2 separate regions of the Homo sapiens genome follow, and region 2 is linked to region 1. Evidence: chromatin loops called from intact Hi-C (ENCODE). Cell type or tissue: heart left ventricle. All regions are shown on one strand. Each heading gives the region's core, and the rest is flanking DNA. Links, peaks and the distances in the headings are about the cores only. Region 1 has its middle 76 kb from the start of CYBRD1. Region 2 has its middle 32 kb from the start of DLX2-DT.

Region 1 (5,382 bases), core at 305-5,304:
TCATTTAGGACCATGTGGGTCCCTTGGGGAGGGTGAGCAAAGCTCAGACCAGAGCTCCTCCTAATGCCAGCACTCCATGGACACTCCCATTGTGTTCCACCTGGGAATTCATATCTCTCCAGGGAGAAAGGAAGGAGAAGAAGGAAGGGAGAATTTCATAGTTGATGTTTACTTACCCAGAAGAGACTGAGTCTAAACTAAATGCTACAGTTTGAATTAGAAAAACATTTTTGCATATCTGAGTCCTAAGACTCTGAAATTCATGCTAGCTATAAAAGAATAAATGTGCAAAGAGGACTTGAAAAATCTAAATAACTAGACCTTGGAAAAATCAGAATGGAGAGTCAGGTTGAGTCACAGGAGCTTTCTGCTGGCGTTTAGCCATTAATGTGATTCAGCTTCTTGCTCTTTATGCCTTTGCTCCCTTCTCTCTCCTCTTCCAGGCAGATAATTCCTTCTGTATTTGCAAATCAGTTTCCCTAGAGAAAAAAGTACATTGGCTCAGCTCACCAGTTCACACCAAGTCTCACCATAGTGAGTTAGCCCAAGGGCTTCCTTTGGGTGAGTCTTGCTTCCATTACATCTTCCCAGTCTCCCCATACTCCCCCACCACCTCCTCACAGGCACGTGTATGTGTGCAAAGACCAGCTCAGGTTGAGTGAGGCAAGCTTGAGGAGTGATATTCCTGGTGTCTACAGTTAAAATATGGGAGAAAAATATACAGGCCACTATGATCTCGATTTTCCTGCCCAAGAATATGAGCCTAAATGAGGTAAAGTGTGAGTGCCTCATACAAAGGCTGGCTGTGTACTAAGCCCTGTGTTAGCTGTTATAAGAGCCAAGGGAAAACTTCCCCGTGGCCCCTAAAGGTTTGCAAAAATCAACTGACAAAAGGCAGAGTAATAGGAGAAAAGGCATATGAATGTATTTGACCATAGTTTTACATGACACAGGAGCCTTCGGAATGAAGACCCAAAGATACGGATGAAACTGTCTACTTTCATGCTTAGGTTCACCAAAATGTGGACGGAAAGGCTATGAGCTATAATAGACTGAGTGGGGAAACCCAAGAAGGCCTGTCTATTATTTATTTATTATTTATTTATGTTTAATTTATTATTATTATTTTTTGAGATGGGGTCTCACTCTGTCACCCAGGCTGGAGTGCAGTGGTGTGATCTCCACTCACTGCAACCTCTGCCTCCTGGGTTCAAGTGAGTCTCCTGTCTCAGCCTCCCAAGGAGCTGGGATTATAGGTGCGCACCACCACACCCAGCTAATTTTTGTATTTTTAGTAGAGATGGGTTTCATCAGGTCTCAAACTCCCAACCTCAGGTGATCCGTCCACCTTGGCCTCCCAAAATGTTGGGATTACGGGTGTGAGCCAACACACCTGGCCTCTATTTAGGTTCTTCTTGGCCTCTGTGCAGCCTTCCTTCCTCTTGGGTATGGGGCTGGACCCTCTCTGGAATGGGGAGATCTTATGACCTACAATCAGACAAACTAGGTCAAATTGCTTCTTTATGGCCAGTTTTTACACAGAAAGGTGATGTGGGTGGAGGAGTGGAGTTAGAATAATATGTTTAGGTTTTATGGCTGGCTTTAGGGGAAATGGATTTTGGTTTCTGAGATGCACCTTGCCAAAGAGTTTCTTCAGTAGCTAGCCTTGGGGGAGAATGAGAGGCCAGTGACAGGAGGCGAGAAGAAGGTCAGAGAGAGCTGCTTCTGAGGTCTTCATTTTGGGTTATCATTTTCTGAGATCTTACACTGTCATTATCAACAACATTAGATTAGAGCAAAACCTTGGGCTACCTTTTTTTTTGTAAGTCCCTTTTCAACTCTCCTTTTTATTTTTTTTTAAACCATCCTCAGAAATCCTCTAGTCATTTCCTATAATTATTCTATACATATAAATCCTACCTCTCTAACAAGGCCAGATAATTTTTTTAGGAGTTTTCCCTATTTTTTCTTTTGGATCATCCACAGACTCCAGGGGAGTGTTATGCACAGATCAAGTGCTCAAATGATAAAATACTTTATTATACATTGGCTTCATGAGACATTTATCAAATTGTTCTGAAAATTTATTGAATTGAATTTATTCAGTTGAATTAAAACTTCCTATTAACAAGATAGTAATTATTTGAAAGACACATACATTTTACTAATGAGCACCTAAAGAGTGGCCAGATGCTGTGCATGCCATCTCCCAAACATGCCAGCCTGTTCCCTGGTCCGCACCTGTCTGTCTTAACCATTTACTTCTATGCTTCAAACATTCTCACATGGAGACTAAAAAAGATATAACAGCAAAAAAATCAGGCCTAGTTTATGATTCTAAAAATAAACTTAGCTGGGCATGGTGGCACACCTGTAGTCCCAGCTACTTGGGAGGCTGAGGTGAGAAGATCGCTTGAGGCCAGGAGTTTGAGGCCAGCCTGGGCAACATAGACCCTGTCTGAAAAAAAATAAAAATAAACTTAAAACCAGTAATTTTTAAAACATTTCTTATGGAAAATGTCAAACATAAACATAAGATAGAGGGAACAATTTAATGGAGTCTCAAACTTCAAGAGTTATCAACATTATGGCAAATCTTATACCCTAGTCAACTGTTTTTCCATGCTGTATTACTTTAAAGAAAAATCTAGACTATTCCTCCTGTAACCTTTCAGAATGTATCTCTAAAAGATAAGGACTCTTTTATTAAACATAACCATAATATCACTAAAAAATAACAATGTTTCCTTAAGACCATAAAATATCCAAGGTTCAAATTTCCCAAATTGCCTCCCTAATGCTTTTCAGAGTTTTACAATTAAGATCCAAATTAGGTCACGCTTTGCATTTGATGATGTTTTTCTTCAATCTCTTTCAATTGAAGTTCTTTCCTCTCTCCTTTTTCCCCTTTGTAATTTATTTCTTGAAAGAACTGGGTCATTTGTCCCATAAAGTTTCCCACATCCTAGATCTGCTGATAGAATCCTTACACTGTGTGAATTATGTTCTTTAGTCCCCTGTACTTCCTATAAACGGGTAGATTTTCAGCCCTGTGCAATAGAACTTTTTGTGATGATGGAAATGTTCTATATCTACACATGTGGCTATTATGCTAGTGTAACCGAGGGATTGAATTATTTTTATTTTATTTTAATTAATTTAAAGTTGACCACAAGCAGCTAGTGCCCACCATAATGGACAGCACATAGAGGTTAACTGAAATGGAAATAGACACGTGGCTAGTGTCTACTGTATTGGATTCAGGTTTGATTATTTATCAACAGTATGTCATACATGGTGAACTTCCACTAGGGGGCTCACAATGCCTGGTTGTCTGTAATGTTAGCAGCCCATTGGTGATCATTGTCTGTACCCGTACGTGAGAGCAGTTGCAAAATGATAAGACTCGATTTCTATCATTCCTTCTTTATTTATTAGCTGAAATCTATCAAGAAAACAATGACTCATCAATAGTTTGATTGCTCTGAGGTATAATTTATACAAGAAAGACAGAATAAATAGATGTTTAACTTTTTGAGGAGCTGCAAGACTGTTTCCCAAAGCAGCTCCACCCTTTAACATTCCCACCAGAATGTATAAGGGTTCCAATTTCTCCACATTCTTACCAATACTTGTTATTGTCCCTCTTTTTTATCATAGCCATCCTAGTGAGTGTGACGTGTATCCCATCGTGGTTTTGTTTGCATTTTCCTAATAACTAATGATGGTGAGCATCTGCTCATGCTTATTGGCCATTGGTATATGTCTATGGGAGAAATTTCTATTCAGATCCTTCGCCTACTTTTAAATGAGTTATTTATCTTTTTATTATTGAATTGTGTTATTTATATACCCTGGAGACAAGTCCTTTATCAGATATATGATTTGCAAATATTTTCTCACCTTCTGTGGGTTGTCTTTCACTTTTTGTCCGTCCCAGCATTTGCACTAAGACCCTTGCTGCCCGTCGCGCCTCCCAGCCGATAACTGAGCAGGGAGGGGATAATAAGGCAGGCTCATTCCTGGAGATGTGGGACTTCTCTTATGGCTGAAGGTTTTTGCCAAACCTTCCTTACACTGCTCAGTGGTCCAGGATGCTTCATCCAACCTTCCCTCCTTTTCTTCTTTGAGATCGGACTTGCATTGCCATCTGACGGCTCTCAGCCTTCTCCTCCTGCCCATGTCTCTCACAGCAGAATTTTTCTTAATAAAATCTTTGCACATTTAATTCCATCTTGGTGTCTGCTTCTCAGAGGACCTGGACTAACACATCAGGCAATGGCAATGCCTACCCTAAAGAACGACTTTTACAGTTCAAGGCCAAAGTCCTTCTGTATTGGATAGCAGCAGCAACCCAAAGCAAGAACAAAGGTAGAGATCTGGACTCTCTAGTTGACCACAGGGTTTCTACCCAGCGAGAAGGATGATGATTTTTTGAGCTGGATAAATCACACCTGGATTTGAATATCAGCTCTGCCACTTAGGAATTTGGTGGCTTTGACAAGTTATTTAGCCTCCCTGTGCCTTAGTTTCTTCATCTGCAAAATGTCAACAATACCAATGCTGTCTCTCTGCATTTTTTAAGATTGAATAAAATAATGTAAAAAGTAACTAGTACAGAGTACAGAGCAGGAGCTCACCAAATGTTGGTTTCCTTTCCACACCCTTCAATCAGGCAGTATCATGCTCAGTTAACTGTTCAAAGGCAAGTCATAACTTGGCTGGATATGGGCTGCACACACTTTGTAGGAGTAAGCTAAGTGGTGAGCATAGAGTTTTCCCTTGCCTTTCCCTGATCTACTCTGGCCAGCTATTGCCCTCTTAGCTTCCTGGGTACTCAAGAGATGAGCTTTCCTGATGGGTTCCATAGAGATACCCAAGAAAAACACTGCTCTGAAGGAAAAAGATAAGGTTAGGCTAGAACCCCTAAAGCACAATGCGGTCCCAAGAGAAACAAGCTCTGTTATGTTTTCTGACAGTGACACAGGTGCCTATGGAGGAGGTGGCCCAGGAAAGGGACGGAGGAAGGAAGAAAAGAAATTCTGGAGAATCTGACAGAGGCAATTCAAGTTTCTGAAAAAGTTCTTTCTAGTGGTTTGTGAGCATGTTAGCAATAAGGCAGCACACATGGATGTCCATGTCCTAAATAAGTAATCTTTCCCCTTTGTTTCCTCTAGCCAAGATTGATGTGGGCTGGGCACGGATTACATGCATGTAATCCCAGCACTTTGGGAGGCCAAGGTAGGTGGATCCCTTGAGCCCAGGAGTTTGAGACCAGCCTTGGCAACTTAGGCTCTTGCAAAACCCCATCTCTACTAAAAAAAAAAAATAGCCGGGCATAGCAGCACGTGCCTGTAATCCCAGCTTCTCAGGAGGCTGAGG
Region 2 (5,382 bases), core at 214-5,213, 540 kb after region 1:
AAAAAGTTCCCCTAGGTGGTCCTTATGCAAAGGAAAGTTTGAGAACAGAGGCTTACACTACAGATTAGCATCTGAGAAAGAAGTGATAATAATGGCTACTATTCATTGAGCTTTGACTTGGATAACTGAAGCCAGAGAGGTTAAATAATCTACTTGAGGTCACATAGCTTGGAGGTAATTGGTCTGAGACTCTAACTAGGATTATCTACCTCTAAAGCCCTAATTCTGAACCACTGAATGGAGCTGAGTCTAAGACGCCAAGTCTGCAGTGAGGCAGGGAAATCACTGGCACCAGCAATGGCTTGACTGGGCTCCACTCTGTCAGCTGTGTCACCTCAGGCAGATTTTACAAGTTCTCTGGGCTTTGATTCTCTTCTCTGTAAAATGAGGGTCTAATGACTCTACTGGCTCGGGCTTGTGAGGAGTTTGGGCTGTTGCACATGTTGGGTGAGTGCTATTGGTCCTTGCATTCTGCACTTTTATCACACTCTGCCCTTTTCTCAAACTAGAGCAGTAATGAAAGGAGTGTTGGGGGACACCATAGGCCCTGTTACAGCCAGACTTGCGGGGAGGACCTTAAGGGCTAGGAGGAGTGGAGGCCAACCTTGAGAATACAGGCCAGGCTCCTGGGGTTGGTTGGTAAAAGCAGGAGAATGCAAAGGGCTTGTTTGGGCCTGGGCAGAGTTTCTGGGCTGAGTTGCCCAGGGCCTTTGTGAAGTTTCCCTGTGCCTGTGATCTTCATGAGGTCAGGGCAGTCTGCTCTCCACTTGGTTAAAGTATATTTCCAAAGCCGAGGGACTTCATTTCCTTAGTGGGATGTTTTCAGGATTTGTATTTTCAAGTGAAAAGTGTCGTAGAAGGAGGGCAAAGAATCATTTGATTACTTAATTTTCATGTTTACATAGCATTTGTTTGAAAGTAGTAAGAATCTAAATTCCAAATGCAGTTACAAAATCAGCCTCCACTTAAACTGGTAAGTGTATTTTAATGAAGTGTAATTTAAAAGCACAAATTTGCATATTGAAATTTGCCTGAGCCAACTTTTAGAGTATGATCTTCAGAGTACTGGTTTCTAGTATCCTGAGGATATGAAATTCTTTTGAATTGCTTTTCATGGCCTGGAAATGAGCTTACTTGGTATAATAAGGCTTAGCAAAATGGGGACAACCTAAATCAAACCTTCGTTATGATACAGTGCTCCTCAAGTCATTCTCAGAATGGTCTTGTGAAACTTTGGAACCCAAATGTCACCATTTTGGAATAGTAAACATATTTGTTCAACAGCTAATCTGTATTTAAATCAACTGGCAGAAGAACCTTAAAATAACATATGAGAATTTGTCAAATCAGGAATAGATGACTTTCTACTAATACATTCATGCAAAAATCAAACTTTCTACTAATACATTCATGCAAAAATCAAGCTGTATTAATACACTTATCATAAGTCCAGCAATTTCAGGACTTCTATAGTCACATAAAGCTGAAGCTGATTTGTTTATTTTAAACCTTTATTAATCGTAAAAGATAGCACACAGACAAATGCGCATGAAACACACATTTAAAGCATGACGAATAATTATAGAAGAAATATAATTACAAAAAACCATGAAAACACTGCACAGGTTAAGAAACAGAATATTGCTGTCTTTCCCAGAATCTTTTTCCGTGTGTCTCATCCTGATCACCTCCTTCTCAACCTCCCCCTCGTCCCAGGTAACTATTATCCTGATTTTTATGGTAACCATTTCCTTGCTCTTCTGTTTCTTTTTTTTGAGATGGAGTCTCCCTCTGTCCCCCAGGCTGGAGTGCAGTGGCGCGATCTCGGCTCACTGCAACCTCTGTCTCCCAGTTTCAAGTGATTTTCCTGCCTTAGCCTCCTGAGTAGCTGGGACTGCAGGCACACACCACCATGCCTGGCTAATTTTTGTATTTTTAGTAGAGGTAGAGTTTCACTATATTGGCCAGGCTGGTCTTGAACTCCTGACCTCAGGTGATCCACCTGCCTCGGCCTCCCAAAGTGCTGGGACTACAGGCATGAGCCACCATGTCCGGCCTCAAGTTGGTGTTTATAAAATTCATCCATGTTGATGAGTAGTTGTAGTTTGCTCGTGTTCACAATATATGATTGTAATATATCACAATTTATTTATCCGTTCTATTATTGATGGACATTGGATCATTTTCAGTGCTGCGAAGAACATTCTTGTGCATGTCTCCTGATGCACATCCATATGCATTTCTGTTCAGTGTCTACCTAGGAATGGAATTGCTGGATTATAGAGTTTGTGTATCTTACATTTTGGTAACTAATTCTAAACTTTTCCAAAATGATTGTAATGTGTATTTGCTCAACAGATTAAAAAAACGTGGTCACTATAGAAAAGTAAAGGTAAAATAAGTCATTCTTCGGTTTGCAGCTGTTAGTTTTAATCATTGAGAACTGTGCCCTAAGAGATGGATGTTGGGCTCAAGTAAAGTGGTCCATCTTCTTTATTGTTCCTGCTCCACACAATTCTGGTTAACTATGATAACCTGGTGGCTCCCCAGGGGAAGTACAGCACGCTTGGTAAGTAAGTACTAGTGTACTTGGTAAGATACCAGTAGATATCCAGGTGGGTGTCTTGGGGCAGGTAGGGCAAGGTCTCCAGGCTCTTTTCACAGACCTGGTGTTCCACCCAAAGAGGCCCCTTGGAGGATGACTTTTTTTGTTCCTGCCTTTTATGGAGCTGTAATCTTCTGGGGTATAATTCTTGCTCAGTGTGTGTTCTTCTCTTCCAGTGTGATGCTTTAGTTACATTTACAGTTTAAATGAGTGCCTCATTTAAATTTCCTGCCCCCAAATTATATGGCATATTGATTTGTAAATGGCTAAATCAACAATAAGTTAGGCAGGTGGTTTCCTCCTTTTTTTTTTTTTTTTTTTAGCATGATGACCTATTAAATTTTTTTAAATGATGGACTTATTTAAATATATACAAAAGAATGGTATAATGAATCCCAATGGAGCCATTTCTGAGATCTGACAGCTATCCATCCATGGGCAATCTTTTTTTTTTTTTTTTTTCTAAGACAGGGTCTGTTTCTTATCATTCAGGCTAGAGTGCAGTGGTGCTATCATGGCTCACTACAGCCTTGCCCTCCCAGGCTCAAGTGATCCTTTCACCTCAGCCTCTCAAGTAGCTGGGACTACAGGTGCGTGCCACCACGCTCAACTAATTTTTGAATTTTTTGTAGAGACGGGGTCTCACTGTGTTGCCCAGGCTGGTCTCAAACTCCTGGGTTCAAGCAGTCCTCTCCCCTCAGCCTCCCAAAGTGGTAGGATTACAGGCATGAGCCACAGCACCCAGCCACTTCATGGCCAATCTTGTTTACACCTCTCTCACTCTCCTTTCCACCTGATTGTTTTGCAGGAAAAACCAAATGTTAAATGATTTCATCCATAATACTTCAGCAAGTGTTCTTTTTAAAAACGCAGTCATCATACCATTATCACACCTAAATAAACTTAACAGTAGGCAACTCATTACAAATTTATTATTATTTTATTAAAAATAGAGATGAAGTCTTGCTATATTATGCTGGTCTTGAACTCCTGGGCTCAAGAGATCTTCCCGCCTCAGTCTCCTAAAGTGCTGGGATTATAGGCATGAGCCACTGCACCTGGCCAACAATAACTCTTTAATATGATGAAATATCTTCTCGGTATCCACGTTTCCCCAGTTGTCTCATAAGAGCTTTGTCATGGTTGGTTTGTTAGAATCAGGGTCTCAATGGAGTAGTTGCATTGCATTTGGCTTATTCATCTTTTAAGTCTCTTCTGTATTTTACTAGCCTCCTTTCTTTTCTTGCCATTTGTCCAGTAGAGTTTTTCTATTTTAGATATTTTATTTTGTTTTATCCTTGTGGCGATGTGAATTTTATTTCCATTGGTGATAAAGGTCAATTTAAGCTATGTGATTTCTTTTGGTATACTTTGATTAAGAAAATACAGAATGACAACAAACTACTATAAATTCAGTAACAGTTTCAATTTAATTTGTATTTCATGTGAGCAAAACAGCTGAAAAATGGTAGATTAGTGGGTTTTCAAACTTTTTGGTCAGGACCCCTTTACACTCTTAAAATTAGTGAGGAGCCACAAAACATAAAAGCCATTTGTTTATTTAGTGATATTTACTGTATTAGAAATTAAAACTGAAAAATATTTGTTAATTCATTTAAAAATTAGAACAATTAATCCATTAGATATTAATATAAATAACATGTGTTAGAAAACGAATATTTTACAAAAAAAAAATTAGTGAGAAGCGTGACATTGTTTTACATCTTTGCAAATCTCTTCAGTGTTTTGCTGGATAGAAGACAGCTGGATTCTTAGATCTACTTCTACATATACTCTGTTATCATAGCGCACACCGTGTCATCTCTGGAAAACTCTGCTATGTTTTTGACAGATTGGGAGTGAAAAAAGCAAACATCATAGTAGTAGTATGAGAATAGTTTTGACCTCATTATGCCTCTGAAAGGGTCTTAGCACCCCTGTGGGTTCCTGGGCCACAGTTTGAGAACTACTGCTGTAGAACATTTCTCTGTGGAAGATATTAGTAGTAGTAGTAGTATGTAAATAACGCTTAGTGAACAGGTATATTTGAGGGTCCCTTGCAAATACTTCTCAGCTCATCCTCTCTCTCTGCATCCCAATATTCTTTTCTTTTTACTCCAAGTTTGGGACTGGCAATACAAAAACATTCTGTGGATGCAAAAATGGCATTTAAAAAAAATTTTATTTTGTAGAGACAGAGCTTCACTGTGTTGCCCAGGCTGGTCTCAAACTCCTGAGCTCAAGCAATTCTCCTGCCTCAGGTTCCCAAGTGTTGCAATTATAGGCATGAGCCACTGCATCCAGCCAAAAATGGCATTTTAATCATATTCTATGTTTTTAAAAAAAGTCTTTAGTTTATAATAGCTCCCCATCCCCGGCTCCTTAACTTTCTCCTACGAGTACAAATGTAGGTAATAGAGTGGAAGCAGCCCCCAACTAGAAGTCTGAAATGTGGACTCTAGTCCCAGGTCGGCTTCTAACAAACTGAGTGGCCTTGGGCAAGTCATTTACTCTCTCTGTCCTTCTATTTCTTTAGCTGTAAAGTATAGAAAATGGGTCAGGTGATTTTAAGGCTTTTTCCTGATCCCAGATCTAAGACATCTTCTTACTGCTCATTAATAAGCCCATTCTGATATTTCCTCTAGCTCAGGGATGTAACATTAGCCTAACATCTAATGAAGGGTGGGAGGAGGGAGAAGAGAAGAAAAGATAACTATTTGGTACTGGGCTTAATACCTGGATGATGTAATAATATGTACAACAAACCCCATGACACA

The links. Peaks named below come from ENCODE experiments on the same cell type or tissue, not always from the same donor. Only the 100,000 strongest peaks of a DNase experiment are listed, where the experiment ranks them.
Region 2: it touches region 1 in a loop (3-fold over the local background); 20 of 110 quality-filtered maps call a loop at or near these places.

Annotation. Positions count from the first base shown.
Region 1 is chr2:171,595,618-171,600,999 of GRCh38, forward strand. No RefSeq gene overlaps it. Among named protein-coding and RNA genes, the nearest start is that of CYBRD1, 76 kb to the left of the region's middle. In heart left ventricle, for the core only: a CTCF peak has its summit at 3,303 (motif pointing right); no DNase peak of the experiment used is centred there; H3K27me3 peaks cover 546 bases.
Region 2 is chr2:172,131,917-172,137,298 of GRCh38, forward strand. No RefSeq gene overlaps it. Among named protein-coding and RNA genes, the nearest start is that of DLX2-DT, 32 kb to the left of the region's middle. RefSeq lists enhancers at 1-399, 400-1,093. In heart left ventricle, for the core only: no CTCF peak of the experiment used is centred there; no DNase peak of the experiment used is centred there; H3K27me3 peaks cover 684 bases.